Regions from separate parts of the Mus musculus genome. Here region 2 is linked to region 1. A link is a loop called in an ENCODE intact Hi-C map of the cell type or tissue named here. Cell type or tissue: heart. All regions are shown on one strand. Each heading gives the region's core, and the rest is flanking DNA. Links, peaks and the distances in the headings are about the cores only.

Region 1 (4,875 bases), core at 442-4,441:
GAGGGCATGCTCACCAGGAAGCGCTGCCCCTGTGCTGTTTCCACCTCATGCAGATTGTTCCCAGGAGTCCTGAGGACCTGGTCCAGGAAAAAGCGAGAACTAGCCACTTCATCAGTTAAATCAAGCATGCTCCGACCTGCACTGAGCCTTCCCTTTCCACACCCAGCGGTGCAATGGGAGCATTGGGAGGAGGACGGGAAGCCCGAGACAGGCGGCACTCACTTTCACTATTTGCTGGTGGTCAGAAGGCACCATGTGCTCCCCCAGCACCTCCTGCACCACATGCTTCCTCTTGCTGGCCTGAGACATGCTGGTTTCTGTCCAGGGTTGTTAGGGTGCACAGACTGTCAGTTCTTCTTCCAGAATTATTTGGATGCCAGCCTTAGAAGCCAGGACTGCTTTCAAGAGAAGCAGCCTTATACGAAAAAGTGCCACCTCGCCCTGTTAAAAACATGCACTTTAGGGGACAGCAGGACTTGCTGCTCTGGCAGAGAACCAGGTATGGTTTCCAGCCACAGGGGATTCAACGCCCTCTTTTGAGACACACATGCAGGTAAAAACACTAATACACATAAAACATGAATGAAATCATTGAAAGACAAATCACAGACTTAGCCAGGTGCTGGTGTATATCTTTATTCTTAGCACTTGGGAGGGAGAGGTAGGCAGAAATTTGTTGAGTCCTGGGCCAACCTAGTCTACATAGGGAGACCGTAAACCAAAAACAAACAAGCAGGACCTTCAAGGGCCAGGGAGATGTCCTATGAGCCAGCACCCACATCAGATGGTTCACAACCACCTTTAACTCCAATTCAAGGGCATCCACCGCCCTCTTCTGGCTTCCGAGGGCACTCACAACACCACCCATGGGGGACATCTTTAAAAAAAAAACAAACCAAACCAGGAAACACAGGTTTTATAGTGTCAGCTGAGACGTCAGGGTGGCTCAAGCCTTCGATCTCAACACTAATCCCAACCCACGGAGCACGGGGCCGGCCCTCTCAATAACAAAGAAAAACTAAGTAAATCGGCGAGATCACGGAAACTACCCAGCACAGGGCAAGCCCTGAGTCCTACGTCTCAGTCCTGTTAGGACGGCGACGCCTCCCCCTCCCAGGCCGATCGGTCATCCCGCCAAGCTCTCTGAGCGAAATCTAAGGTGAGCTGCGTTCCGCCACAGGCTTCAACACCCAAGGCAGGAGAGCCACACAACGACGGCCTCCCGACACATCCCAGGCACGGAGCGACCGACGCGGCGCCCAGCACGAGAGCTGCCCACGGAACTCACCCGCTCGGCGCCACACCAGCACGCTCCGCTTTCCAGGTTGACGGCGACAGTAGCTCGTCCACGACGCGCCTCGACAGCGAGGGACCAAAGAGCAAACAACTGTGACCTGCAGGTGGCCCCGACGGTAACGCCGGTCTGGACGCTCGGCCCCAATCCTCCGTTGTTCCTCCCTCCCGTCTGCCGGTCTGAGGTGACAGACCTGAGGAAACCGCGCCGGGAATTGCGATTCCGGGGCGCTCAGAGGTCCTCCGGATTTCCCGCCCCCTCTTCGTCCGTCCCTTTAACTCTTCCCTCCATCAAGTGAGGCAAGCCTAAGTTCCGAGTGCGGGGCAGGAAAACGCATTCTCCTCGGAGGTCTCGATCCCACAGACCGGAAGGGCCGCTGGAGAAACAAAAGCCATCGAAAGCCGGATGGCTTCTTGAGAGGAACCGGAAAACAGCGACCCCCGTGGGCGCCGCGGCTGGCGATTGCGCGTCAACTCTATGGCTCCGGGTAGCTAGACCTGCCCAGTTTGGGGATTAGTTTTGAAGGTCGCGCATAAAACGACCCGGAAGCGGAAGTCGAGGAACCGTCTCGTAGCTTGAGGTCTGGGCGGGAGCGGCCGAGTGGCGCGAGGAGCCGTTACCAGAGCCGGAGCCTCCGGTGAGCGTGAGAAGCGGAGTGGTGCTCCGGCTGGCGTGCGGTGGCGGCGCGCAGAGGCGGGAGGGAGGGGAATCCATCGCGGAGGCGCGCCTTTGCAGCGGGGCAGCCCGAGTCTGCGGGAGGGGCGATGCGCGGTGTGTCCGGGTGGCGGCGCGTGGAGGGGGCGGGGCGCTCGGAGCGGGGCGGGGCCTCAGGGCGGGGCCTGCGGGACCTGAGAGGCGTGGAAGAGGCCGGCAGCCCGAGTGAGGGCGGCGAGGCTGGCGAGAGCCGCGTGCTGTTCCTACCACGTGTTAGTTCCCAACGGGGTCAGTGTCTGTGTAGCCAGGGTCGCGGGCTGTGAGGGCTTCAGGGCGGACCTTGACTACTGAGTCTGGGAGTCGCTCTGTTGCCTTAGGTGCGCCACCAGCTAGTGCAAGCTGATATATCCAATATACCCAAAACCAGGACCCACGGAAAGTGGAAATTTCCGAATAGCCGGGGATGGGTTGGGGGGACTCAAGGGAGCAGCCACAGTAGCTGTGGTAGGATATTGCCCTTGGGACTTGTGGTCTTCAGCCCTAACCTACTTTTCTTTTTTTTTTTTTTTTTTTTTTGGCGGGGGGGATTCCCAGGTTAAGCCTGATCACGATGACAACCTCCCAAAAGCACCGAGACTTCGTGGCAGAGCCCATGGGGGAAAAGCCAGTGGGGAGCCTGGCCGGGATTGGTGACGTCCTGAGCAAGAGGCTGGAGGAAAGGGGCTTTGACAAGGTGTGGGGGGGCTGCAAATGCCAGGGAGGGGTAGGAGCGAAGGTTGGCAACAGGTGGTACCACGCAGATTGGGAGTGAGGCCCACACATGTTTGGGGGGTACCTGGGGAGGCATGGTGCCTCCTTCATTTTTGTGTTTTGTTGAGACAGGGCTTCTCAGTGCTAGGATTAAAGGTGTGGCTCACTGTCCCCTGCCCTTTTGTGTGTTTTAAATATCACGAAAATGAAACTAGGCATAGTGGATTGTGCTTATGACCCTAACACTTGGGAAGTTGAGCTAAGAGGATTCCCGTGGGATTTAATGCCAGCCCTGACAACAAAGGAACAAACCCTGTCTTTCTTTTTTTTTTTTTTTCGAGACAGGGTTTCTCTGTGTAGCCCTGGCTGTCCTGGAACTCACTCTGTAGACCAGGCTGGCCTCGAACTCAGAAATCCGCCTGTCTCTGCCTCCCAAGTGCTGGGATTAAAGTCGTGCGCCACCACTGCCTGGCAACAAACCCTGTCTTAATCAAAATAAAAATGGCCTTGCCCTCTGAAGTATTTACCACCTAACCCTCCCTAGCTTCAGAGATCTGGCCTCTTCGGAGTGGTATCAGCGTGGACAGTCCTGTTGCTTTAGCCCATGAGACACTTAGCCACATGCCCTTTTCTATTCTGCAGGCTTATGTGGTCCTTGGCCAGTTTCTGGTGCTAAAGAAAGATGAAGACCTCTTCCGAGAATGGCTGAAGGATACATGTGGTGCCAATGCCAAGCAGTCCCGGGACTGCTTTGGGTGCCTTCGAGAATGGTGTGATGCCTTCTTGTAGTGTTCTCTGGGGATCCCTCATACCCCAGCCACAGCACAGTTTCCAGAGTCTGCAGCAGGGCAGGGCTCCTCCCTGTCCTCCATAAAGGAAAAGATGGCTGTTGTCACCCTCACCTCCTATGTACTCCAGGGTCTATGGGGAGTTCTCTCCCCTCAGCGTTTCAATCTTTCTGGGATCGTTTCCCTTGCATGCCTTTCCCTTCCACCTCCCCCTGCAGTTCCGTGGCAGCAGTTACCAACTTTCCTGAATGGATTCCTGGCCCCCTTCTCCCTCACTATCTGTTGGATGCCCTTTGGCTCCTTTCCTTTTTTTGGCAAAAACAGTCACTGTCCTTATAAAAGATTTTTAAATTAATAAAATCAGTGGCCTTCATACTTGGTGTTCTGTGTCAGAGAGCAGATAGGCTGGGGAGTTGTGTATTCCCAGGGCTGAACACGTCTACTTCATTCGTTATCAGTGCAGACCGAAACTGGTGCCTTCTATTTCCCCTCCCAAGAGGGAGCCACCCTAGCCATGTGGGCTCTGGGCAGGTGCCCTGGGTGTCCCAATTCCTAAACATTGTGGGAGAGAGTGTGGGTTGGCTTTTTTCTCCTGGGAGCCAGGTAGGCTGAAGGCTTCCAGATGTCAGCAGTCAGTCTAGGCAGCACCTGGTGGAAAGTCAGTGGGAGTCAAAGGTACCAGGAAGCGGGTGGATGGGATGTGGGTAAGAGGTCACCTGCCAGTCATCATAGCATGTGCTCTTAGCGTCTGGCAAGAATGAATGGGTGGGACTTTTGCTGTTTGCCAAGCTACCATAGAAAAGGAAGGAAATGGTTAAACTTGAAAGCCAAATCCTACTTCTATTGTTTTCAAGCTCATATTGTGAGCCAACCCTGAAACTAGTATCTTTGTAAGCACTTATTACATTTTTTATTTTGGAATGGTAAGAGATTTGGAGCTTAGAAAGCTAATTTGCCCTTGAACTTTCAAGAAACTAGCCACTGGAGCTCAAAGTGTGTGGGAGCCTGTGTTCCTGTGTCATGTAACCCATGCTATGCTTTTTGAGCTTCATACGGTGAGGGTTGTGGGGAGCAGGTACAGTGCTGTGTAACAATGGTTCCTGCTTGATAGTCATTCCTTCAACAGAAAGTATCATTGAACAATGGCTTGATTATACAAATGAAATGCTTTTCTGCATGTTTACTCTCCAGGAAGGTAAGGATGGCAGTACGGGACTGGGTGTGAGATGAGACAATTCTCATGGTCATTTGATAAAGGGAAGGTTAATTAATAGGGTGGTCTCTCTCTGTTCTGCCTCGTGGGGGCGCATGCCTTTAATGCCAGCACTTGGGAGGCAGAGGCAGGAGGATCTCTGTGAGTTTGAGACCAGCCTGGTCTACAGAGTTCCA
Region 2 (4,875 bases), core at 405-4,404, 91 kb before region 1:
CTCAGCACCCATCTCGTTCTAGAAACCTGGGCTATCTCCCAAATTTCTCTCTTCAGGCATTCAGAGCTGTTGATGTGCCTGCTGAGTGCCTCTCTCTGCGGCTTACTCCCCGCCCCACTGACTCAGTGCCAGCCTAGTTCTGCACAGCTCTCTGTTCACTGACACAGTGTTATTCATCTACAGTGCACTCTGCCACCAGAATCCACCCCACACAGCACACGTGGAGACTTCTTTGGCGGGGACAGAGTTGGGGACAAAGTCTCCTACAGATCAGGTCTTGAATTTGCTGTGGGGAGGATGACCTTGAATTCCTGAGGCTCCTGCAGCTCCCTTCCAAGTGCTGGGATTACTGGCAAATACCAACACAACTGGCTTCAGAAAAGTCTTTTTAAAATGTATATTTTCTTGACTGTGGTGGTTCATGCTTGTAATTCCTACACAGAGGCCAGAGAATCTCCGTGAATTGGAGGCCAACCTGGTCTACTTTCAGGCTCTCCAGGATTACATACCCTGTCTCAAAACATTTTGAAATGTTATTTCCCTCTTTAAAATTCTACCTGGCCTTTGTCAAGCCTCTAGCCCAGAACTGCAGGTCCTTAAGAACTCGACATCTATCCGCCATTGAAGTCTACTTCCCTTTCCAACTTCAACCTCTCAAGCACTGGGATTGCAGGATAGGAGCCACCAATATACCCTGCTCTTCAAAGCCTCCTCATCTTACCACTTCCCATATACCCACGCTTACCAGACTCTCAGAACTAGCCTCGCTTAATCCTAAAGGAGCTAGACTCTCCAGGGCAGCAGTGACTCTTCCCACACTTCTTGCTTCTTTCACATACTCTTTCTCTCTTGGCAGTCTTGTATTTTGTGTTTTGATGACAGGGTCTCTCTACATAGTCCTATCTGTCCTGGAACTCCCTGCTGGCATCTTATGCATCTTTAATGGCCCCTCAGGTATTTCCTCTTTGGGAAATATTTTGGGGATCTCAGAGACTACTTCTGTATCACATCCTTTTTTTATGGTCCAAGAATAAACCAGGGCCTTCCACATGCTAGGTAAGTGCGTTGTCATTGAGCCATATGCTCAACGTGAGCTTCTGTGCCTGCCCTCTCTCTCTTCCCCAAAAGATTCTCTCTCTCTCTCTCTCTCTCTCTCTCGCTCTCTCGCTCTCGCTCTCTCTCTCTGCAAGACAGGGTTTCTCTGTGTAGCCTTGGCTTCTTCTGTCAGATTTTGACCTTTTTGATCAAGTACAGGATTATTGTTAAGCGTATTTCTACACGGACCTTTCACACAACAAAGGTTTATTAAACAAACAAATCCTTTGGATGGCCCATCCTGCAGGCAGGAAACGGTCCCTGGGAGGAAGGGAGGGAGGGTTGGGAATGGGCCAGGACCTTTGACTCTAGATTCGGAGTAGCTGCGAGGGAGTGATGCTTCATAGTTCTCGGAAAGGAAGAAGAGCCTGGTAAGCCATCTGTTTAGCTTCTGTTGCGGAGTGGGAAGGAGTCAAAGGCAGACACCTGAATATCATTTCTCAAAAAGTGCTCGAGGGATTTTGGAACATGGAGTCCTGTAACGCCTTCAAGTCCCGCTGAGATGACCATAGAAGGAAAGGAGAGAGAAGGTCTCTACTGTTTGAGGGTCGTGACACCCAGGTCCGGAGTGGGCGAGAAAAGAGAGCTACAGGCTTAGGCTCCGCCCCTTCCTGGGAGACTTTCTGGATTGGCTGTTCTTGGGCAACATCACGAGGCCCCGCCCCGGCGCGCGCCCTGCCTCGTGCCCACCCCAGGGTAGCTGCTGCAGCCTACGCTGCCTCTTCCACTGCCTACGGTCCTCGGAGCCAGAGCCCGGGTCGGAGCCTGAGAGGCAACCGGCCCGAGGAGGGGCTCCAGAGCCTCGGCCGTGGGCGGGCGATGCTGCAGCTGCCTGATCAACTATGGAGGCCGAAGCAGGCGGCCTGGAGGAGCTGACGGACGAGGAGATGGCGGCGCTGGGTAAGGAGGAGCTGGTGCGGCGCCTGCGGCGGGAGGAGGCGGCGCGCCTGGCAGCGCTAGTGCAGCGCGGCCGCCTGATGCAGGAGGTGAATCGGCAGCTGCAGGGTCACCTGGGCGAGATCCGTGAGCTCAAACAGCTCAACCGGCGCCTGCAGGCGGAGAACCGGGAGCTGCGCGACCTCTGCTGCTTTCTGGACTCGGAGCGCCAACGAGGACGGCGTGCGGCGCGCCAGTGGCAGCTCTTTGGGACCCAAGCATCCCGGGCGGTGCGCGAGGACCTGGGTGGCTGTTGGCAGAAGCTAGCGGAGCTGGAAGGCCGCCAGGAGGAGCTGCTGCGGGAAAATCTGGCCCTTAAGGAGCTTTGCTTAGCACTGGGCGAAGAGTGGGGCCCCCGCGGTGGCCCCGGCGGCGCAGTGGGCTCAGGTGCTGGGCCCACACCCGAGCTCGCCCTGCCACCGTGCGGGCCCCGCGACCTAGGCGATGGAAGTTCCAGCACTGGCAGTGTGGGCAGCCCGGATCAGTTGCCCCTAGCCTGCTCCCCTGATGACTGAGGGCGCCGCATTTTCCACGCCAATGCCTGCCTGGATTGCTCCCTGAGCTCGGGGAATGCTGTGGACCTCCAGACCTGGTCGTAGCTTCGGCTGAGCACCAGGGCGCTGGAATGGACTGGAAAAGCCCTGGCACTGAGGAGGGCTCCTTGCTCTTGCTGGCAGAGCAGCAGGGGAAATGGAGGCTGAAGTGGAGGGACTTGCTGTGTGGTTGGGTGGGGACTAATAAACTGGGAAGGAAGCAGAGCCCGAAGCCTGGCCAGCTTGTGTCTAGAACTCGCCGGGGTTGGGAAGAGGGCGTAAACCCAGAGATGCAGTGCAGTTCTCATCCGGAGGAACTGCAGAGCTAGGGCTGACTCCCTATTACCTGGGATTGGGGTGGGATTTGAGACGGTGGTAGACCACTAACTCCCCCGATGGGCGCCAAGACAGGCTGAAATCCGGCCGCTGTAGTGGCTCCAGCTCCCTTCCAGGCTCCTTCCTGTCTAAAACAATGGGACAGGAAGCAGGTGTTGGGGGCCTAAAGCCCACTGAACCGCCTGCATGGATGGTGGAAGGATATACCACCGGCCTTCCCTGCCCCCCCCCCAGTCCTTAAGACAGGAGCAGTGTGGGTTCCCATGGGGAAAATAATTGATAATCTTCTTTGCTTGCACTCCAGAGCATTCTTAGTCTCTCAGTATAGGAGACAAGGAAGAGCAGAGGGTCGCCCCATTCTTCAGGTGAGAATATGGAAGTCCAAAAACATATGGTAGTTTCTTCAAGGTCAATGCTGAGACTGGAACCTGGAACTCCTGTTCCAAATGGTCTCCTTTAGCCTCTGGATCCAACATGACAACCCAGACTAGAGCTTCAAGCCTTTTATTCCATTTTGGAAGGTTTGTATAAAAATAGTCTCTTTAGGAAAATAAATAGCAGCTGCCCTTGCGGTGGAGGCTCGGATACCCTGAAGCTAAGCGCTTCTCAGAGCTAGGGAGTGCAGCTCCGCTCCTCACAGAAGCCCCTGGCGCCTCCTGCGTTGTGCCATTCAGGAGGAGCCTGCAGGATGTCCGGTGCTGCTGGCTGTTGATGCTGTGTGAGTTAGTGTTCTAGGCTAGTCAAAGGGCACCTTCTGTCTAGGTGTAGAGTAGGCTGGATAACATGAAGAAAGTGACGTGGTGTGGGAAAGTGGTCTGCAAGGGGTAAGGGTGTCAAAGGACCCCTGGGGATCTACAAAGTCTGGGCTGCCAGGCGTTCTCTGGCAGAGGGAACATATTTTCCTCTAATTTTGTGCAAATTATGATAGGCCAGCTCTAGAAAAACAGTGAGCAGCTTTGGGGATCCCCTCCAAGCTGGCTCTACATCAAAGCATAATGTGTTTGTTCTAGTCGGAAGAGATAAAAGATCTGCTGGTTTGGGGCAAGGGTATGGTCCAGGCCTGCTGGATCAATGGGAGAAAGGGGATGGCTTGGAGTAGCACCAGCAAGGGATGTGGCTGGGTGCCTCACAAAGCCAGGAGTGTAGGAGAGCCCAGGGGGTCGGAGGAGGGGTCGCCACTGCTGCTGCTACTCTTTCGGTGAGCGGAGGAGCAAGGTTCTGGTGTGCTAGGATAGGTGAAAACCAGACTCGGAGTAAAAGGAGTCAGAGAGGGTGTGGTCATGAGCGTGGGGGTATGCAGTGCTTCCGGTTCAAGTACGGGTCCTGGAGAAAGGGAGATGCAAGGCACTGGGCGGCCGGGGGCTGGTGGGCTGCTAGCACCGCTGGTGCTGCCAGAACCACCTGGGTCCTTCTTGTCTCCTTCTGGGATTTTGCAGATGGGGCGATGGGCTTCCAGCACCAGCTCAAGGCGTTCCTTCTGCTTCTGCAGCTCTTCAATCTCTCGCTGCAGCCCCGATTTCTCATCCTCCAATTTGTCGGTCTCCTTTACAGGATTAGCAGAAAGATAGGAAAATGAAGGCTAAAGATCCCCAAGCCTCAGGCTGGAGTAGGGACTGTGCCTGTCATCCCCAACAAGTCTGGACTGCAACTCCCTCCCGTGAGCCTCTGGGAGAAAATGGCCATGACTCCCATCAGACGGGGGCATCTTAGGAGAATTGCTGCCTACCATCTTCGACTCTGCCTCGAAGCCCGACAAACAATATTTAAGCCACTTTCCCTTATCCTTTTTCCAGGACTTCCCCACAGGCAGGGAGGATGACAGAGTCCTGAGGAGTAATTTTGGGTCTTTTGTGTTCTTGGGAGCCGAGACCCCTCTTGGGGCTCTGTGGGTCCGGGCCTGGGGATGATGCTCACCGCCTGCAGGAAGTCTGTCAGCTCCTTTCTTCGGTTTCTGCACTTAGCAGCTGCTAGCTTG

What was found. Peaks named below come from ENCODE experiments on the same cell type or tissue, not always from the same donor. Only the 100,000 strongest peaks of a DNase experiment are listed, where the experiment ranks them.
Region 2: it touches region 1 in a loop (9-fold over the local background); 1 of 42 quality-filtered maps calls a loop at or near these places.

What each region holds. Positions count from the first base shown.
Region 1 is chr19:5,363,624-5,368,498 of GRCm38, reverse strand. It overlaps Banf1 (BAF nuclear assembly factor 1), which reads left to right and starts at 1,623. Exons shown (of 3, transcript NM_011793.3): 1 at 1,623-1,931; 2 at 2,543-2,681; 3 at 3,341-3,866. The coding sequence starts at 2,559. The coding sequence ends at 3,487. Eif1ad (eukaryotic translation initiation factor 1A domain containing) reads right to left here and starts at 1,686. Exons shown (of 6, transcript NM_027236.2): 1 at 1,289-1,686; 2 at 223-441; 3 at 1-77. The coding sequence starts at 309. In heart, for the core only: CTCF peaks have their summits at 825 (motif pointing left) and 2,034; DNase peaks (open chromatin) are centred at 1,828 and 2,710; H3K4me3 peaks cover 2,489 bases; H3K27ac peaks cover 2,218 bases.
Region 2 is chr19:5,454,460-5,459,334 of GRCm38, reverse strand. It overlaps Fosl1 (fos-like antigen 1), which reads right to left. Exons shown (of 4, transcript NM_010235.2): 3 at 4,815-4,875; 4 at 3,397-4,443. The coding sequence ends at 4,027. It overlaps Ccdc85b (coiled-coil domain containing 85B), which reads left to right and starts at 1,772. Exons shown (of 1, transcript NM_198616.4): 1 at 1,772-4,875. The coding sequence starts at 1,938. The coding sequence ends at 2,546. In heart, for the core only: a CTCF peak has its summit at 2,006; DNase peaks (open chromatin) are centred at 1,764, 2,984 and 4,074; H3K4me3 peaks cover 3,545 bases; H3K27ac peaks cover 2,926 bases.